Regions from separate parts of the Homo sapiens genome. Here region 2 is linked to region 1. Evidence: read pairs that join two places in POLR2A ChIA-PET (ENCODE). Cell type or tissue: B cell. All regions are shown on one strand. Each heading gives the region's core, and the rest is flanking DNA. Links, peaks and the distances in the headings are about the cores only.

The links. ChIA-PET counts read pairs that join two places held together with the same protein. Peaks named below come from ENCODE experiments on the same cell type or tissue, not always from the same donor. Only the 100,000 strongest peaks of a DNase experiment are listed, where the experiment ranks them.
Region 2: POLR2A ChIA-PET joins it to region 1 with 10 read pairs; 3 of 35 experiments call an interaction of 5 or more read pairs at or near these places.

The regions. Positions count from the first base shown.
Region 1 is chr12:14,198,612-14,209,481 of GRCh38, reverse strand. No RefSeq gene overlaps it. Among named protein-coding and RNA genes, the nearest start is that of ATF7IP, 160 kb to the left of the region's middle. In B cell, for the core only: no CTCF peak of the experiment used is centred there; no DNase peak of the experiment used is centred there.
Region 2 is chr12:14,273,292-14,284,161 of GRCh38, reverse strand. No RefSeq gene overlaps it. Among named protein-coding and RNA genes, the nearest start is that of ATF7IP, 87 kb to the left of the region's middle. RefSeq lists enhancers at 4-213, 3,141-3,250. In B cell, for the core only: no CTCF peak of the experiment used is centred there; DNase peaks (open chromatin) are centred at 3,011, 4,117 and 5,371; H3K4me3 peaks cover 2,853 bases; H3K27ac peaks cover 5,579 bases.

The DNA.
Region 1 (10,870 bases), core at 897-8,896:
GGTTGCACTTACCCAAGCTGATCTAGATTTTGTTGCTGTCGAAAGCTATGGAGACAAATCCTGAACCCCAATATAGCACCATCCCTCAAGGAGACCAATCATCCACTTGGTGGCATGTTAACTATTTGGATCCTGTAATGAATGGAATGTTTATTCCTATGTTGAAATCCTAACTCCCTAGGTGAAGGTATTAGGAGGTAGGGCCCTTGGGAGGTGATTAGGTCATAAGGGTGCAGTCCTCATGAATGGGATTAGTGTTCTTATAGAAGAGAGCTTGTTTGCTCCTTCTGCCATGTGAGGATGTGGCAAGTAACAGGCTATCTATGAGCCAAAAAGCAGGCTCTCACTAGATATTTAATCTTTTATTTTCTGAGATAGGGTCTTGCCTTGCACTGTACTCTAGGTTGGAGTGCAGTGGTGAGATGCTAGCTCACTGCAGCCTTGATCTCCTGGGCTTAAACAATCCTCCCACCTTGGCCTCTCAAGTAGCTAAGACTACAGGAAGGTTCCATATAACTAGCTAATTTTTTTTTTTTTTTTTTTTTTTTTTGGTAGAAACAGAGTCTCCCTGTGTTGCCCAGGCGGGTCTTGAACTCCTGGGCTCAAGCAATCTGCCCACCTCAGGCTCCCAAAGAGCTAGGATTACAGGCATGAGCCAACATACCTTGACATGTCAATATCTAGACACAGAATCTTGATCTTGAACTTCCCACCTCCGGAACTGTGAGAAATAAATTTCTGCTGTTTATAAGTCACCCAGTCTATGTTATTCTGCTATGGCAGCTAAATTTATCTTGGCTGGAATTGATGTATTCTGAGTATGAGTTTAACTTTCTTGCCTGTAGGGCCTCATCCAGCATCACTTGTTGAGGGCTTATAAAGTATTTGATCTACTTGACATGGGATCTGGATGACATCTCACTGGACTAAGGAACCCACTTAACAGGATAGGAAATGCAGCAGTTCACACATGACTTAAGATCCACTGGTCCTCTCACCTACCATTCCACCCAGAGCCTGCTGGTCTGATAGAGTGATGAAACAGCATTGGTGTAAACAGCTCTGATGAAACCTGTTAAGGTACCAACTTGGAGAGAACACCCTGAGAGGATGGGGCACCATTTCCCGGAATTAGTATACATCTGAAGTCAACCAGAGCTGTATGGGATGGTATCTTCAATAAATAAAGTCTGATAGAGAGAGTTAATTTACAACTGGACTAGAACAGCACTGTCTTTGTCTCTGTGAATGCCTTGATGTCTGGTTTCTGACTGTCAGACAAGATAAGAAAAGTGGAATTTATGATGTGCTGTTTGAAGTCTGAAACTCCCTTCCTAACTGCCAGGGCCAATTTCTATACTGACGGCCTTAAACTGGCCTAACTGGTTTGATAGCCCTGGCTAAGGGTACATAAAAACTCCACTGGGAACTTCCTTATTGAATTCCCCCAAAGCTAAGATTCCTTGCACAGATCTTGGTGGTTTGACCTAGATTCTGACTGCATCGTGTGCAAATCAGGACCCTGGGGAGCTGTGTCGGAGCTGTCTCTCAGATTCCAATGCTTGCCTGTACTCTCCATCTCTTGATGCAGTGCATCACTTGCCTTTAAATAAAAGCCTTGAGTCTGGTAAGGCCTTTAAAATATCTGAACTTGAGAAGTCTTTGCAACAGAATATAATGGGAACTAATGGATGGAGGCAAGAGTGGCTCCACCAACCGTTACTCCCCAGTAACTCACTGGGGAAATTGTGTTTCCTAGAGATCCTGATCCCAAAGAGTGAGCACTTTCACCAGAGGATACAGAAAGTGTTGCATTAAACCTCAAGCTATGGCTGCCATCCAGTTACTTTGGACTTATTGTGCCAACATACCAGCAGTCAAATAGGAGATTCACCCTCCTGGAAGAAGTAATCAACTCTGACCATTAGGAAATAATATGTTTGGCACCCACACAATCCACTTGGTTTCTTGATACAACAGGCATGCAGGTCCTGAGATGGGGATGATGACCAGGGTCTTAGATCCTCTCAGAGATGAGTGTCTGGGTCACTCCACCTAGGTGATAAGGTTTGGCTCTCTGTCCCCACCCAAATCTCATCTTGAATTGTACTCCCATAATTCCCATGTGTTGCAGGAGGGACTCGGTGGGAGATAATTGAATCATGGGGGTGGTTTCCCCCATACTGTTCTTATGGTAGTGAATAAATCTCATGAGATCTGAATTTTTTTTTTTTTTTTTTTTTTTTTGAGACAGGGTCTCACCCTGTTGCTCAGGCTACAGTGCAGTGGCGTGATCTCAGCTCACTGCAATCTCTGTCTCCCGGGTTCAAGCAATTCTCCTGCCTCAGTCTCCCAGGCAGCTGGGATTACAGGCACTCACCACCACACCCCACTAATTTTTGTATTTTTAGTAGAGACAGGGTTTCACCATGTTGGTCAGGCTTGTCTCGAACTCCTGACCTTGTGATCCACCCACCTCAGCCTCCCAAAGTGCTGGAATTACAGGCATGAGCCACCATGCCCGGCTGATCTGATGGTTTTATCAGGGGTTTCTGCTTTTGCATCTTCCTCATTTTCTCTTTGAGATGGAGTCTCACTCTGTTGCCATGCTGGAGTGCAGTGGCACAATCTTGGCTCACTGCAACTCCGCCTCCCAGGTTCAAGTGATTCTCCTGCCTCAGCCTCCCCAGTAGCTGGGACTACAGGCACCCACCACCACACCCGGGTAATATTTTGTATTTTTAGTAGAGATGGGGTTTCACCATGTTGGCCAGGATGGTCTCGATCTCTTGACCTCGTGATCCACCTGCCTCGGCCTCCCAAAGTGCTGGGATTACAGGCATGAGCCACCGCCCCCGACCTGCATCTTCCTCATTCTCTCTTTGCCTGCTGCCATCCATGTAAGATGTGACTTGTTCCTCCTTGCCTTCTGCTGTGATTGTGGGGCTGCCCCAGCCATGTGGAACTGTAAGTCCAGTTAAACCTCTTTCTTTTGTAAATTGCCCTGTCTTGGGTATGTCTTTATCAGCAGTGTGAAAATGGACTAATACACTAGGTAAGCCACCTAGGTCAGGAGAGAGAAAGGGAATCTAAGAGACCTATAAGGTAGAATGATGATAAGTATCATTTGTGCTCTTGAGATCAGCTGCATGGTGGGGATGGAGGCCCTGTGAAATTTTAAGGACCTGCTCTTGGAACTTGAATGAAGCAGGTGGATCCAAGAGACTCAGGGGTGGACTATAATGGATGTTGTACTACCCCACCTTGATCTCCCCACTCCAGGACTGAAGCCTTTTTTACCCCTTCTGCTGGGAGTGTTGTCAGTCAATAGACCTCAGCTGAATTCTTCTCCAGTTCTTGGCCTTGGTTGAAGAACTGCCCCTCCCGAAGAGTAGCTAACATCCAAGTGTCTGGTTGTTTTGGGAGCATAAAGGCCCAGTCCTCTTGCTCCACTTTGGAGCAACTCTAAAGTGTCATCCTATCTCCAAAGCTCCCTTTAAGATGAACCTAGGCCTTTGTTGTGACTCACAGTTTAACTTCTGTCTCTGCCCAATTATACTTTCTTTTTTTTTCCCAGTGATACTTTCTTCATGTCCCCACAGGTTTTGTTCTTGAGAGTACTCCCTAAGCAACATTCTGTACTCAATCTCTTAGAGTTTGCTTTTCAATGAACCCAGTCTGTGACCATCTGAATGCATCTTGCTTTCTTTCTTTCTTCCTTCCTTTTTTTTTTTTTTTTTTTTTTTTTTAAGATGGAATCTTGCTCTGTCACCCAGGCTGGAGTCAGTGGCATGATCTCGGCTCACTGCAACCTCCACCTCCAGGGTTCAAGCAATTCTCCTGTCTCAACCTACTGAGTAGCTGGGACTAGAGGCGCGTACCCCTGTGCCCATCTAATTTTTGCATTTTTAGTAGAGACGGGGTTTCACCAAGTTGGCCAGGCTGGTCTTGAACTCCTGACCTCAAGTGATCCATTCACCTCAGCCTCCCAAAGTGCTGAGATTACAGGCATGAGCCACTGTGCCTGGCCCTGAATGCATCTTTCTAAAATCCAGTCTAGTCTCTAAGAAGCCTGTAATTGCCTTCTTATTCTTGGTGTAAAGCTGCAATGGTTTTTAAACTGGGTTCCAAAAAACCCTTCTGTGGAGGTGCTTCATTGCAAATATTTAATTTGAATTTCATTCTTAAAAAACAATGGATACATTGTTTTTTAAATGTGTCCAAAAATGACTGGACACAGTGGCTCATGCCTATAATGAGCCACTATATTTGGGAGACTGGGGTGGGAGGATTGCTTGAGGCCAGGAGTTTGATACCAACCTGGACAACAAAGCAAGACCCTATCTCTACAAAAAAATTAAAAAATTAGCTGGGTGTGGTGGTGCATGCTTATGGTCCCAGCTACTTGGGATGCTGGGGTGGGAAGATCACTTGAGCCTGGGCTGTCAAGGCCATAGTGAGCCATGATTATACCACTGCACTCTGGACTGGGTAATAGAGTGAGACTCTGTCTCTCAAAAAAAAAAAAAAAAATTAACAATGTAAAAAGCACTAAAACCAAAAATACAAACTACTGAGAAAAACGAGCACAGAAATATAAATGTGCTATATCCTAAAGTTTACACATATTTTACAGTGTATTAACTTGTGGTGCCAACTCCTATGATTTTTGTGTAGAGCCCAGGAGAAAGTTTCACTTTTCATTATTGTGTACATATTTCAACTTTTAAGAAATTATTTTTGGCTGGGCACGGCGGCTCACGCCTGTAATCCCAGCACTTTGGTAGGCTGAGGTGGGTGGACCACCTGAGGTCAGGAGTTTGAGATCATCCTGGCCAACATGTTGAAACCCTGTCTCTACTAAAAATATAAAAATTAGCTGGGTGTGGTGGGGCGTGCCTGTAATCCTGGCTACTCGGGAGGCTGAAGCAGGAGAATCGCTGGAACCCAGGAGGTGGAGGCTGCAGTGAGCCAAGATTGCACCACTGCACTCCAGCCTGGGCGACAGAGCGAGACTCTGTCTCAAAGAAAAAAAAGTTTTTTTGAATATATAATATATGTACGTAGTTTGGAATTAAAAGATATAAAGGAGTATATACATAATTTTTTATATATATGTATTTATTTATTGAAAAGAATAATTCCCTTTCACCCCCATCTTCTAGTTCCCCTGTTCCCTCTCCAGGGGCAAATATAGCACTCGGTTTCTTGCATATTTTTCTAGAGATACCTTATGTATTAAATTATGTATATATAGTGAGAGTTTCCAGAATCAAAATGGAGTCTCTTGTGTCAGACCAAATCAACAACAACAAAATAAAGCTGGGAAGTTAAGAATGAAGGGCCCTCACTCACATATGCCTATGATAAGAACTATTACAAAGACTCTCTAAAGGGCTCTTACACGTGTGCCTATAGCAAGAGTCTTTGCCAAGGATTCCAAACTGTAGCTTGCTAGGTGAGTCACAAGGACAGCTGGAAAGATCCATAAGAATACTTGCCTGACACACTGTCTCTATTAAAAAATTAGTGTCATCTTCTGTGATAAGCCTCTGTAAACAATGTTCTCTGTTTCAAACCAAATTATGTGTACTTTTCTCTTTTGCCTTTAAAAGCATCTCCTTGCCTCAACCTCCTTGGATACAACTGTAGTCTCCTTAGCCTGCATATCTTGGATTTGCAGATCCACTCTGCACTCCCCATTAAACTCATTATGTTTGAAGATCATCTCTCTTTTCTGTTACTTAGGTTGACAACACACACATATGCACATACCTTTTCCCCCTATATACACTGTAACGTATGCTAAATGCTGTTTTAAAGGTTGCTTATTATTTTTAATTTAACATATCTGCAACATTTTTGTTTATGGAAAAGGTCTCTAATATGTCATTAGTTCATAACTGCTGCTTTGCATATTAAAGACCTTTACCTTTTCTAAAAGACCTGATCTTTTCTATAATAAATATGTGGATTTTGGGAAAGAGATTCCAAAGCAGAATATCAATAGCATGGATTGGCTGATATTAGCTGCATTCATAAGGTTATAAAAGAAAGAAATGAACTCAGAAAAAAAAAATAGCCTACTTGCAAGCAGCACTAAAAAGTAAGAGAGAATTCAGGCATTTTAGGACTGTGTCAAAAGATACCACTTTTTCTTTCTTTCCAACTAGTAAATGATAAAAGGAGGAATAATTTCATCTAGGAAGGCCAATTCAGCCTTAGGACAAAGACCAAATCAATGATGTAGCTATGAGATGTTCTGTTAAGACCTTGGATTGCATTAAGCTGGACCATACTAACCCATGCAGCTGAACAAAATGGCTTCTAGAAAAGTGACTAAGGGCAAGGTCCTGTGGAAACCTGATAAACTTAAAGGACCTGTAATTACATCTAGAAAGAAAGTCATGTTTCAAAAAGAATTGTTGGTGTGACTGAAGTCATAAAAAATGGACACATATTTTGGAGAGAGATTTATCGTCGAAAATGCCATGAGCTTGTATTACAAGAGACTGGGACCGTTTAGGCTATAAACGACTTTTGGGGCCCCAGATTTCCATAGGCTGAGAAAGGTGCCCTTCTGCCAATGAGACCATGTTCTCTATTGCCCTCTTTAGCTATGTCCAAGGAAAAAAATGAAAGATATAGAAAGTGCAGCCAGGCACCACAGAGAAAAGTGGACTAGGGAAAATAGTTTGAGGATCAGTTAAGGGCCTCCTACAAGCCACTAGTGAAGTCTTGGGGCTCTGGGTGTAGTGGGGTGTCCCAGCCTTCCTAGCAGCCTCCTGAGAAACAGCAAGATTCTAGAGGGAATGGATGCATGGTCTGTCTCCAGGGAGGGAGACCACAGGGCTGGATTGGTCATTGATTGCCTGTGTGACCATGTTGACAGTAGTAGTGCACATCTGAGCTATACCCTGTGTAGAAAAATGATTGATTATTGAGGGCTGGCCCAGCCCTCAACTACTACAGTCCCACTCCACCTCTTCTGCATTTTGGCACTGTAGGGCTTCAGAACTTTGGGCTGAGGCTGGTTGCAATGGCTCATGCCTGTAATCTCAGCACTTTTGGAGGCTGAGGCAGTCGGATCACTTGAAGTCAGGAGTTCAAGACCAGTGTGGCCAACATGGTGAAACTCCATCTGTACTAAAAAAAATACAAAAATTAGCCAGTGTGATGGCATGTGCCTGCAATCCTAGCTACTCAGGAGGCTGAGGCAGGAGAATTGCTTGAACCTGGGAGGCAAAGTTTGCAGTGGGCCGAGATTGTGCCATTGCACTCCAGCTTGGGCAACAGAGCAAGACTTCATCTCAAAAAAAAAAAAAAAAACCAAAAAACCGAAAAACCAAAAAAACAAAACTAAACTCTGGGCTGAATGAAAACAACAAATAAAATCGAGGCTGAATTTTTAGTCCATCAGGATTGGGGTTGAGAGTTAATTAAAATGAAGAATAGAATATAAAGAAGTGAGTTATTACTTGTATACTGTAGTATACTGGAGTTTGTTGATTCCTATCTGTTATAAATTCATTTACCCATTCAGTCATCAAAATTTTCTGAGTGTGTACTTTTTGTCAGGGCCTGAACTAGGTCCTGGAAATACATTGGTGAACAAAATCTTCGTGGAGTTTACGTCCTGATACATAGATGTCTTAGTCTGTTTTCTACTGCTATAATAGAATACCACAGACTGGGTAATTTATAAAGAAAAGAGATTTATTTGGCTTATGGTTCTTGAGGCTGGGAAGTTCAAGGGCATGGTGCTGGCATCTGTTTGGCCATCTGGTGAGGTCCTACTTGCTGTGACACACTATGGCCAAATGACGGGAAGGGCAAGAGAGCACATGCAATAGAGTTTCCTTTTATAACAAAGTCACTCCTGAGATAACTAACCCACTCCTTTAATAATGACATCAATTCACTTATGAGGGTGGAGCCCCCATGATCTAATCACTTCTTTTAAAGCCCCTACCTCTCAATACTGTCACATCAGCAATTAAATTTCAGCATTAATTTTGGAGGGGACATTCAAACCATAGCAATAGGATTTGTGACATTTGGCTGGAAACTTGGAAATAAGAGTATATATGTTGCCATGACATCCTGTTTATAAGTCCCACATCCACATTCAAATAATTTACTACTAACAAAGAGGTAGGTGCTATGTAATTATATTGTTCCTAGAACAGGGTACAAGTAACATTGGAATAATATTTTCTCTAAGGCAGGCTGGTTACACAGCTATCAGCACAAGCAATCTTTAGCTAATTAGGATTTCAAAGGAAACATAAACATTTAAATGTAATAGGATTATACCTGGGTGGAGGCATTAAGGATATCTATCTCTCTCAGTAGCTTTCAGGCTTAGTTAGAGAGCTAGGATGGTTAAGATTTAATTTTCATTTATTCAAAAAGAAATCAAATGTATTCTTCCAAGTGGGAACAAGAGGATTGGTGTCAGTCTGGTCTTTCCCCTGCCCTACTCAACTAGTTAAGCAAATGTTTCACAGCAAATATCTGTCTGTCGGATGTTTAAATTGTGTCAGGAACATTAATAGAATTTTTGTTACATGTTATCTCTTAAAAAATAGACCAATATTATTAATGTGAATCCTTTATTAAGATTATATTAATTATTAATAGAGTCACATTAATAACATTAATGTTAATTATTTTGTTATTAATAATAAAATATTAACAATTATTAATACCAATAATTAAATATTGATTAATAATAATGATTAAGCTAATTAAGTTCACATTGTATTAGTACGTTCTCACACTGCTAATAAAGACATACCCAAGACTGGGTAATTTATAAAGGAAAGAAGTTTAATTGACTCACAGTCCAGCATGGCTGGGGAGGCCTCAGGAAACTTACAATCATGACAGAAAGGGAAGCAAACACATTCTTCTTCACATGGTGGCAGGAAGGAGAAGAATGAATGCCCAGTGAAGGGGGAAGCCCTTTATAAACCATCAGATCTCATGAGAACTAACTCACTATCATGAGAACAGAATGGGGGAAACTGCCCCAGTGGTTCAATTATCTCCACTTGGTCCCTCCCACGACACGTGGGGATTATGGGAACCACAATTAAAGATGAGATTTTGGTGGGGACACAGCCAAACCATATCACATATATTAATGTGATAAAAGCAGGTAAAGTTCTGATTTTTTTCCCTTCAAACAACAAAACAATAAAACCCTAAATAAAACAAATAACATGATTATAGAAAGCATAATGTGGCAATAATCTCCCATTGAGGCTGTAGTTCTAGTTCTTTCTTTTTCAAAGTTTCAATGCCATAATAATTTGTCAGAGGAAAATTAGGCAGTAAAAAGCATCTTTTCTTTCCCTCAGAAGATTGAGGGAAAGGTTAAGGAGAGGGGAAAATAATGTGAGTAAATATGGTCAGCCTAAAATAGAGTTAATGTAGCTCCATATCTAACATTGTTTACCCAGACTGCTTTTTTCCATGAAGAACACCAATAATTATCAGTATTTGGCAACAAAGATTGCAGATTGCTTCATGTGAGGTTAATATTTACTTCCATTTTTCTCGGAAAAGACTTTCAAAAAGAATTTCTATTTGGGTGTTCTTGAGGGAATTGTACTGATTCATTTCTTTGTTATAAACTATTTTGGGGAAAAGCTGAAATGTTACATACCTACTTTTGTTTCTTTGCTTGGTGAAGTTGATTGTGCTGGATTTTGTAATTCTATTGTTTTGTTAAAATGACAATTTTTTTTTTTTTTGAGACACAATCTCAATCCGTCACTCAGACTTGAGTGCAGTGGTATGATCTTGGCTCACTGCAACCTCTGCCTCCCAGGTTCAAGTGATTCTCATGTTGCAGTCTCTCGAGTAGCTGGCATTATAGGTGTATGCCACCATGCCCAGGTAATTCTTGTATTTTTGTAGAGATGGGATTTCGCCATGTTGGCCAGGCTGGTCTTGAACTCCTGACCTCAAGTAATCCACCTGCCTTGGCCTCCCAAAGTGCTGAGATTACAGGCATGAGCCACTGCGCCCAGCCTAAAATGGCGATGTTTTTCCCCTATAGAAGCCCTTCTGAATTCAATGGGAGGCCTTCTTTGAGTTACTTGTCTTTACTTAGAGGGATATTCTGAAAGCCAACTATGGTGAATACAAAAATCAGGGAACTACAGGTCATAGAAATGTATCAAAATGTAGTGGCTGTCAGACAGTATAACTTAATTGATTTAACAGTTTTTATAATCAAGTTCTAGTGGTTGATTTCAATCTCCGGTCAATGTGGGTTGACCAACTAAATAATTCCAGGTTTTCTGCCCCTCCCCTGGCATGTAAAGTAATCCAGGTTTTTCATAGTGAAATTGGTATGCATTTTTTAAAGAGAATCAACTAAGCTTGGGTGTTTGGGATAATAACAAAAATGCTTTTTTACCTTCTACCTTATTAGCTGAGTCTTAACTGAGAGAATGTTTTTGAACTCTATTATTTCTCATTCATTCTACTCCCGGCTCCCTGGGATTTCAGCAATTATGGTAGCTCTTCCTTCTGATTTTTTATTTTTTCTCCACAAGATCTTTGGTATTCATGAGGCCAATCTCATCAGCATTCAAAGCTATTAGGGATTTCCAGGTCATAATCTCAGATCCTACAAGCCTCTATCTCTGTTTTGGTTCCTTGGGGGGTTTGCCAGTCTTCCTCAAGACATCAAGAAATGTTTATCAAGCTGGGCATGGTGGCTCACGCTTGTAATCCCAGCACTTTGGGATGTTGAGACGGGTGGATCACCTGAGGCCAGGAGTTCAAGACCAGCCTAGCCAACATGGCAAAACCTTGTCTCTACTAAAAATACAAAAAAATTATCTGGGCGTGG
Region 2 (10,870 bases), core at 982-8,981, 75 kb before region 1:
CTTATCCTCTAGCTTTTCTTCCTGAAGACAGGATATAGATTCTCCCTTACTGGAGACAGCTCTACATTCCTGTCAGCCCTGAGAGGCCCCAGGAGAGTCTGCAAACAAACTTGACTCCCATGTATTTACCTTCCCATAATTTCCCATGCTTGGAAACCTAAAACCACTTTTCTTTGTCCTGTCATTTCTCTACACGTTTGTTTTTCTTTGTTGAAGATGCCTTGTAAGTGGAGTTCTAAGCCACCATTTTGAGTTACTTTTCACTGACGTTTCTCCCTTGAGATGTGCGCTGCATGCCTTAATAAACTGTTTTTCTTGTGTTAATGCGTCTTTTGTTACAGAAGTCTATTCCAAGGAAGAGCTTAGGAGGGTTGAGGAAAAACATTATCTTTCCTCCCCTGCATCCCCATCCTTCACTTTTCTTTCAGGCTCTAAAGACAAACCCATGACAGGAGGTTTTTTTTTCTCTCTCTCTTTAAGAGTTCTGTTGTTAATCACCACCACCAGGAACCAAGTAAGCGTGAAAAACCATGAGAGAAAAATGAGAAGTTGCAATGTTCTCACAAAACCCCCCCAGTTTCCAACTTAGTAAATGACAAGTGGAAAACAATTTTTGAATTTTTTCCCTCTTACCTTCATTTCTCCAGTGGACGAAAAGGTGGAGTTTTCCTTCTGTGTCACTCTCTTGCTCCACATTTAGATGTAAATTAGGCCTGAAGAAACGATTCTGGTCCAACAATAAGCATCCCTTTGGTACAAGTGGCAATTTACATCTTTCAAAACCCCTAGAACTTTTTCCCCGCCCAGGCAGAATCTTTTGTGCAAAATTGGGACCAGTATAATCCCAAATGGGTTACTTACCTCCTTTTGGAAAGAGTAGAAGAAAAACTTCAGTTTGGTATTTGGAATTGCAAATTTTGTTACTCAGGAGAAGTCTGTATGTAAAGATCTGGCTCCCTGAAAGAAGCATAATTATGAGGAAATTTGTAATTTTTTTAGAATTTTGGTTTCAGAAAAACCTCTAAAAATCTTTAAAATTAAAGATTTAAGGAACTAAAGAATTCTGATTTGGGAAAATTTTGCTCAGTAATATGAGAATTTAGTTTAATAAGTTCTTCACAAATTGAGGTGAAGTTGGGTTACAAGTGCCTAACCAGACTAGCAGTTCCCTTTGGGAAAAAAGGGGCCTTCTTGGGTTGGGTCAGAAAAATCCTTTTTCTTCTGCGACTAAAGACATTACTTTAGCATTAACTTAGGAATACTACCTGATACTTGACCAACATAAAAACAATGCTTTGTGTGATTTTACAGCAAAGTAAATTTAGTAATTCGAGACTGTAACTTTTTTTTTCTTTCCAACGTTTATTTTAAGTTCAAGGGGTGCATGTACAGGTTTGTTACATAGGTAAATTGTGTGTCACAGGGGTTTGGTGTACAGATGATTTTGTCACTCAGGTAATCAGCATAATAACTGATAGGCAGTTTTTCAGTCCTCACCCTCCTCCCACCCTCCGCCCTCAGGTAGGTCCTGGTGTCTGTTGTTCCCTTCTTTGTGTCCATGTGTACTCAATGTGTAGCTTCTACTAATACATGAGAACACACAGTATTTGGTTTTCTGTTCCTGAGTTAATTTGCTCAGGATAATGGCCTCTAGCTCCATCCATGTTGCTGCAAAGGACATGATTTTCTTCTTTTTTATGGCTGTGTAGTATTCCATGGTGTATATATACACATTTCCTTTATCCAGTCCACCATTGATGAGCATCTAGGTTCATTCTATGTCTTGGCTATTTTGAATAGTGCTGCAATGAACATACTCATGCATGTGTCAATACTGCAACTTGGCTGAGTGCATTGACTCACACCTGTAATTCCTATGCTTTGGGAAGCTGATCACCTGAGGTCAGGAGTTCAAGAACAGTCTGGCCAATATTGTGAAACCCCATCTCTACTAAAAATACAAAAATTAGTGGTAGTGGTGGCAGATGCCTGTAATCCCGGCTACTCGGGAGGCTGGGGCAAGAGAATCACTTGAAACTGGGAGGTGGAGGTTGCAGTGAGCCAAGATCATGCCATTGCACTACAGCCTGGGCGACAAGAGCAAGACTCCGTTTCAAAAAACAAAAACAAAAAAACCTCACAACTTAACTACCAGGAGAGTTGCAGATTGGATCGTGAAATAGGTGAAGCTTATGTTCTTCCCTTTCTAATGCTTTCATCCCTTTCATGTTTCCCTACTTTCCAGCTTCTTTATTTTCCAAGTCCTTCTCAGTTAGCTAATGTCTAGTAATTTTATTTTTATAATTTAAAAGTGGATTCTTAAACACCTGAGGGTGTAAAGGAAAGACTCCTGGTAGAATTGAAGCAAGGTGACCACCTATAGATATCTCTATCTGAATGCCTCATGCTGTGATATGCATCTGGTTTCTGCTTGGATGCTTAGTCACTGCCAAGTAATCTTCTACAATTGCTGTTGGCTCACTTACAGCTTGAATTATAGAAATGTTATTAAATTCTTGTTTTCCTTTCTTATCTTCCAAACAAAACATAGCAGGATCTGGCCAGGCGAGGTGGCTCACACCTGTGATCCCAGCACTTTGAGAGGCCCAGGCGGGTGGATCACGAGGTCAGGCATTCGAGACCAGCCTGGCCAACATGGCGAAACCCCATCTCTACTAAAACTAAAAAAATAAATAAATAAATAAAAATAAAAAAAATAAATTGCTGGGCGTGGTGGTGGGCGCCTGTAGTCCCAGCTACTCGGGAGGCTTAGGTAGGAGAATCGCTTGAACCTGGTGGGCGGAGGTTGCAGTGAGCTGAGATTGCGCCGCTTGCACTCCAGCCTGGGCGACAGAGCAAGACTCCATCTCAAAAAAAAAAAAAGAAGAAGAAAAAGAAATACGGCAGGATCTATGATCAGTTATTTATACCTTGACTGAAACTTTCGCTTTGTTCTGCCACTCTCAGCTTCAGTTGCCTTTGTCTTGTACTTGTGATAAACTTTCACCTAATAGACCTGGACACCTGGCCTGCCAACCCTCTTTCAGACTTGACTGAGTCAAATAATCCCAATTTATGTCAGATGAAAGCTGGGCACTGTAATCTCAAGGGAGTCCTCACGTACCCAGCCAAGGCAGGTGGATGCCGTAATCCTGAGATGGGCACTAAATGCTCACAATAGACCACTTTCAACCAGCTCTGGGCTTGAATAACTCATGAACCCAGGAAGGAGTAGCCAATGACATCACTCAGAGACCTTGCTTTCTTAATATGGGACAGATCTAGTTTACTGTATTTTGACTTCAAAGACTATCTCATTTTTTTTCTCCCCTAAGCCTCATTCCCAAGTCTACCTGAAGAGCTAAAATGAACTCTCTGTTTGGCAGTAAACACCTTTTCACTAAGCTCTCCATGTGTGCTCTCTAATAGTCTTATGTTTTTCTTCAACATCTTTGTGAAATAGAAGGCTTTATCTCTTTTCAAACAAATTTCTGGTGTCAAGGGACAGAGAGAAGAGTATTTGAGGAGTGGAGTAATGAGTAGGATAACCTTTCCATGGGCCATGAGATGTTACTTTCCTGACTCATGTCATCATAGCCAGTTGAGAATCACTAAATCTTCTTTTTTAGCATTAGCAAAGAACTGGTCAATTTTTTTTTTTTTTTTTTTTTTTGAGACAGAGTCTTGCACTTTCACCCGAGCTGGAGTGCAGTGGCATGATCTCGGCTCACTGCAACCGCCACCTCCCAGGTTCAAGCTCCTGCCTCAGCCTCCTGCGTAGCTGGGATTACAGGTGCCCGTCAAGACGCCCAGCTAATTTTTTGCGTTTTTAGTAGAAATGGGGTTTCACTATGTTGGCCAGGCTGCTCTTGAATGCCTGACCTCGTGATCCACCCACCTCAGCCCCCCAAAGTGCTGGGATTACAGGCGTGAGCCACCACGCCCAGCCAGAACTGGTCAAATTTTACGTGCTGTTCTTTGTGTTATTGATATGGTTTGGCTGTGTCCCCACCCAAATCTCATGATGAATTGTAGTTTCCATAATCCCCATGAGTCAGGAAGGGACCTGGTGGGAGGTAATTTAATCATGGTGGGGGTTTCCCCAATGCTTGTCTCACAAGATCTGATGGTTTTATAAGGGGCTTCACCCTTTGCTCGGCTCTCATTCTCCTTCCTGTGCCATGTGAAGAAGGACGTGTTTGCTTCCACTTTCTCCATAATTGTAAGTTTCCTGAGGCCTTCTCAGCCATGCTGAACTTTCAGTCAATTAAACCTCTTTCCTTTATAAATTACCCAGTCTCGGGTATGTCTTTATTAACAGCATGAATACAAATTAATACAGTTATTAAAGTCATATTAATACTTATTTGCTCCCTAAATAGAAAAATTAGCATATAGAATATACTTATTCACACTGCACAAATCCTCAGTGGTACAACAAATATACTATTGATCTGTGCTTGGCTTTTACTGGTTAGCATTCAAGAAATATGCTAATAATATAAATTTAAGAAAGTATGCCAGACATAAGACTTTTTTTTTTTTTTTTTTGAGGCGGAGTCTTGGTCTGTTGCCCAGGCTGGAGTGCAGTGGCGCCATCTCAGCTCACTGAAACCTCTGCCTTCTGTGTTCAAGTGGTTCTCCTGCCTCAGCCTCCAGAATAGCTGGGATTACAGGTGTGTGCCACCACGCCCAGCTAATTTTTTGTATTTTTAGTAGATACAGGGTTTCACCATGTTAGCCAGGATGGTCTCCATCTCCTGACCTCGTGATCCACCCAGCTCGGCCTCCCAAAGTGCTGGGATTACAGGTGTGAGCCACTGCACCCGGCCCATATATTTTATTCCTTAGAAGTCCATTCCAGGCCAGGTGTGGAGGCTCACTTCTACAATCCCAGCACTTTGGGAGGCTGAGGTGGGAGGACTGTTGGAGTCCAGGAGCTTGAGACCAACCTAGGCAACATAGTAAGACCCCGTCTCTACCAAAAAAAAAAAAAAATGTATATATATATATTAGCTACGTGTGGTGACACACGTCTATAGACCCAGCTACTCAGGAGGCTGAGGCAGGAGGATCATTTGAGCCAAGAGGTAGAGGCTGAAGTGAGCCATAATTATGCCACTGCACTCCAGCCTGGGTGACAGAGTGAGACCCTGTCTCAAATAAAATTCCATTCCAGTTTTCCGTATGTATATGGTTTATTCTCTAAGGTTTCTTTAAGTCACAGTGAAGTAGCTTCATACTCAAAATATCAGCTAGATTTTGTGCTGTTGATGACAGTGAAGGACTATGAAGAAGTAGAAGGCTAGGTTTCACTTCTATATGGTGATTATAAAAAGTTATCCATAGAAGGTAGGGAGGCTGTGCAGGTGTGGGGGCAGTAGGTACACGGGAACTCTCTGTACTTTCCACTCAATTTTGCTGTGAACTAAAACTGTTCTAAAAAAAGTCTATTTTTAAAAAAAGTTACCCAAGTCAGAGTGAAACAACAAAGAACTGACTGTGTAGGCTCCTGCCTGGGCCACATTTTGATACAAAAGATAGTTAACACAGTGAATTGTTAAAAGTATGATGGATATTGTGCAATGTGATTCACCTGCTAGAGCCAAGACTGCTATTTGTGATTAAATATCTGTTCTTGCCTCCCCCTTAGTAATAAAACCTTCAATTTTTAGTTGGACATTTGGCTTCCTAGTACAGAGGCTTCATTTTCTAGCTGCTCTTTCAGGTAGGGGTGCCAAGTGACTAAATTTCTGGCACAAAAATAGGACACAACTGGAATTGGTGAGTATTTTTTCTGGGCAGTGTACCCAAAGAGACAGAGCATACTTATTTTTTCTTTTTCTTTTTCTTTTCTTTTTTTTTTTTTTTTGCCTTTTCTTCCTAACAGCTTGGCAATTAAGCTGTATTCTCACAATTGGCTGAAAGCATCCCTTTCAGCTAGGTGTGCCATAGGGTTAAGTTATAACCAATAGGTGTAAACAAAAGTACTACCATGTACACTTCTGGAAAATTGTCTTTAAAGGGAGGTAACATAATCTTCCCGACTTTCTTCTTTTTACCAGCTAGATGCTTCAGCAGATTTGAGGAAAAAAAAAAAAAAAAAAAAAAAAAAAAATATATATATATATATATATATATTTTTTTTTTTTTTTTTGAGATGGAGTCTGGCTCTGTCGCCCAGGCTGGAGTGCAGTGGCACGATCTCCGCTCACTGCAAGCTCCGCCTCCCAGGTTCACGCTATTCTCCTGCTTCAACCTCCCAAGTAGCTGGGACTATAGGCGCCCGCCACCATGCCCAGCTAATTTTTTTTTATTTTTAGTAGAGAGGGAGTTTCACCGTGTTAGCCAGGATGGTCTCAATCTCCTGACCTCGTGATCCGCCCGCCTTGGCTTCCCAAAGTGCTGGGATTACAGGCGTGAGCCACCACGCCTGGCCAATTTGAGGAATATTTTTGAGGATGGAAGAACAATAAGATAGAAGACTGGGTCCTCGAGGACTGCTGAGCTGCTTTCAGGCCCTGCTCTATTTCTTTCCAATTTAGTACACATGAAAGAGAAAAACTTCCATCTTGTTTAAATAAGTGTCAGTTTTAGGTTGCTGTGTTTCATGCTAAATGGATTCCTAATAGATACAGGATTAAGAACTTGGAAGTGGAATACTAAGAAAAACCAAAAACATGATACTAGGCTTAGAAGTTGAGTGGCAGGTGGTATAGACTCAACATCACAGGCTGGTCATTTTGTGGCAAACATTTCCCTGCTTTAACTTGAAAAGGGGACCACATGCTGACTGAGGCTGTAGCTTTAGGGGAAATGATAGGAAAGATTAATGATTTTTGTGGGTATTGGTTGCCTACTGATGCTTTCAGAAAGCCTTACAGGCAAGAAGGCAGTGGAGAAACAGAGATAGAAGGGACTACAGCTTTGCTAAAAGATTGCTATTTTTCTCAAGTCTACAATCAAAGTTGACCATTTGGACCCTTGCAAGAATAAAAGGGCAACTGCTTTTGCACTCAAAATTGAACCAGTTATAAGCAGTGGTTGAAAGCCTGCAACCTTAGTAAGAGAGAAAACTAGTGACCCCTCATACAAAAGCATTGACCTGCTAGCAAAGAGTAGATTAAGGGTACTTCTCTCCCATCCAAGTGTGTTTTAAACAACTTTCAAGGTAGTTGCCATTAAATTGAGGGATAAGGCTGGGTGCAGTGGCTCATGCCTGTAATCCAAACACTTTGGGAGGCCCAGGCAGGCAGATTGCTTGAGCACAGGAGTTTGAGTTCGGCCTGAGCATCATGACAAAACCGTGTCTCTACAAAGAAGTAAAAACATTAGCTGGGCATGGCGCGTACATGCCTGTAGTCCCAGCTACTCAGGAGGCAGAGGCAGGAGAATCACCTGAGCCTGGGGAGGTTGAGGCTGCAATGAGTCTGGGCGTAGAGTAATACCCTGTCTCAAAAAGTTTAAAAATTGAGAGTAAAGCTGGGCACAGTGGCTCACACCTGTAATCCCAGCATTTTGGGAGGCTGAAACAAGTGGGTCACTTGAGGCCAAGAGTTGGAGACCAGCCTGACCAACACGGTGAAATCTTGTCTCTACTAAAAATATAAAAACTAGCTAGGTGTGGTGGTGCATGCCTATAGTCCCAGCTACTCAGGAGGCTGAGGTGAGAGGACCGCTTGAACCTGGGAGGTGGAGGCTGCAGTGAGCCGAGATTGTGCCACTGCACTCTGGCCAGGGCAACAGAGAGAGACTCTGTCTCAAACAAAACAAAACAAAACAAAAAAGATCTGTCTTCAGGCTTTAAACAAACAAACGAAAACACTGTGGCTAGACAAGATCTTTGGCTGTACTTACAAGGACAGAGAATTGAATGAAAATAAATTTTAAAAAATTATATTTGAAAGAATTATATTGCCTGCAAAAATCTGTGACTATTATAGCCCTATAGCAATCCCCAAGCCTGCACAAAAATGAAGTGGATTTAATAAAGAGTGTATCTCCCGAAAAAGGGATGACTCAGCAAAGCCAGTCTCAGATGTGGCCATGGAGGAGGCTGATGAAGGAGGAACTTCTGAGAGAGCAGAGCTAAGGACCAGGAAGTGCATCAGTCTTCTATGGTTGCCATAACAAAATACCACAGATTGGAGGTCTAAACAACTCTTTATTTTTTCATGGTTCTGGAGGCTGGAAGTGCAAGATCAATATATCAGCAGGTTTAGTTTATCCTGAGGTCTCTCTCCTTGGCTTGCAGATGGTCACCTTCTTGTTGTGTCTTCACATGGCCGTTCCTCTCTGCATGTACGTCCCTAGGGTCTCTTCCTCTTCTTCTTAGGACACTAGCCATATGTGATTAGGACCCCAGCCTTATGACATCATTTAACCTTAACTGCCTTTTAAAAGGCTCTATCTCCCAACAAACAAACAAACAAAACAAAAACAGTCCCATTGGGGGATTGGGTTCTACCCCAAATTCACATGTGGTGAATTTGGGGTAGAACACAATCCAGTCCACAACAAGGATAGTAATTGAAAAAGCTCATCTCAGAGAGCAGAACCAAGGGCTGCCTGGTGAGCTAATCAAAGAACTCCCTTCTCAGGCCAGGGAGTTCTCTGCAATTAGTGCTCAGCAGGGTTTGATAACTCCTATGGACCAGTACCAGTGAGTGTTACATGTTTCCTGCTTTCCTCTTCTCCAGTTGAAATTTTAATTAAGGTTACTCTATTCCTGTTTCACCACTATACAGTATACTGAATATGACCAAAAAGGCAGGATAAATAACTTTGTTTATGAGTTTCTGGAGCATGAGCCACTACATCTAGATAAGATGGAGATGACTCCATATCACCCAGAGTTTCTCAACTTTGAGCTTAAAGCAGTAACTAGAGGACACTTTGGAGTTCTCTCTCCTAGAGAGGAGGGCTCTATATAAAAAGAAGGAGCTTATGGATGAGAGGACTGTGGCAAGGACTGCTACGTCTCCCTTGATAGGTTCTTTCTTCCTCTTTCAAGTTTTAGCTGAACATAACAATTCCTAAAATAAAGGCTACACTTTCCAGCATCCCTTGCAGCTCTGTGAGATTTCCAGGACATGTTGTTTAAAAGAATGTGTGAAGGCAGCCAGGCGCGGTGGCTCACGCCTGTAATCCCAGCACTTTGGGAGGCCAAGGGGGGCAGATCACGAGGTCAGGAGATCGAGACCATCCTGGCTAACACAGTGATACCCTATCTCTACTAAAAATACAAAAAATTAGCTGGGCGTGGTGGCAGGCGCCTGTAGTCCCAGCTACTCGGGAGGCTGAGGCAGGAGAATGGCGTGAACCCAGGAGGCGGAGCTTGCAGTGAGCGGAGATCGCGCCACTGCACTCCAGCCTGGGCAACAGAGCGAGACTCCATTTCAAAAAAAAAAAAAAGAATGTGTGAAGGCCCGGCATGGTGGCTCATGCCTGTAATCCCAGAACTTTGGGAGGCTGACGCGGGTGGATCACCTGAGGTCAGGAGTTTGAGACCACCCTGGCCAACATGGAGAAACCCCATCTCTACTAAAAATACAAAAATTAGCCAGGTGTTGTGGCTCGCACCTGTAATCCCAGCTACTCGGAAGGCTGAGGCAGGAAAATTGCTTGAATCTGGGAGGCGGAGGTTGCAGTGAGCCGAGATCATGCCATTGCATCCTAGCCTGGGAGACAAGCAAAACAACTCCGTCTCAAAAAAATAAAAAAAATAAAAAAAAAAAAATAAAGAATGTGTGAGCCCAACTTACTCTTTTCTTTTTCCTGCTGGTTGGAATGACGACATGATTTTTGGAGCTTCACTGGCCATTTAGACTATGGAGTAAAGCTGCTTGCTGTGGATAGTAGTGCAAAAAGATCTAAAGAGCTAGGTTCCTGTCACTGTAGAATGACTTCGTCTAGACTTGTATGGCATGAGACAGAAATAAACTATACTTTTAAAGCCAATATTATTTGGGGTATGCTGGATTGTTCTGTCGTCAACATGACTAATCTGGGCAGAATTTTTTCCGGAATCCCTTATATGGACCTAGGTTAGAGTTGATCTCACGAGGAGCTTGCTCATAATTTGCAAGGCAGAAGTGAAACGGTAGCCATGCCTCTCTGAAGATCTTCATTGTGCCGCATGGTGATAGACAGATGTCAAGGTGCCCAGTGGGTTCAGCTTGTCCACTTTCCTCTGTTCTACACCAGGCTGTTCTTCCCAAATGCTAGCCCTGCTGGTCAACAGCAGTTGCAGGCCCACCACCAGACACTTAGCATACACAGAGGTGTCTTAAGAGGGGCATGGTTTCCCACACAATGCTTAGTGAGCTCCCTTTTTGCAGTACCAATTTGGCTGATGAATGTCCTGGATTTCTCAGATTTCCTTGCAAGCTTCGACTTGTCTGCTCACCCCAGGGCTTTAGGGGACTGCTTAGTGACTATTTCTCCAGCTTCCCCTTCCGGATCTTTACTTTCTCAACTCCTCCCACAGTTGTGTAAGTACTAGTTCCTATAATAAATCCCTTGCCTAATAACACTCACAGTAGCTCTGTTCCTTCACTGAACCCTGACTGATATATTGGATTTTATGACATGTAGATCACCTTTATTCTAACAGAGTCACATACATTATCCTGCTAAATCTTCCTAAGAGCCATGGGAAGGTAGCACTGTTGTTATCTCTATTTTACAGACGTGGAAATGGGTTTAGAGAAGTTAAATAATATTCTCACTGTCATACAGCAAGTAAGTGGGGATGCCAAGTTTGTAACCCAATCTGCCTCCTGCCAGAGCCCGAGAGCTTAACCACAACACCTTAATACATATGTACTTCCTGTCCAGAAGTTCTACGCTAATTCATATTCCTTCTTGC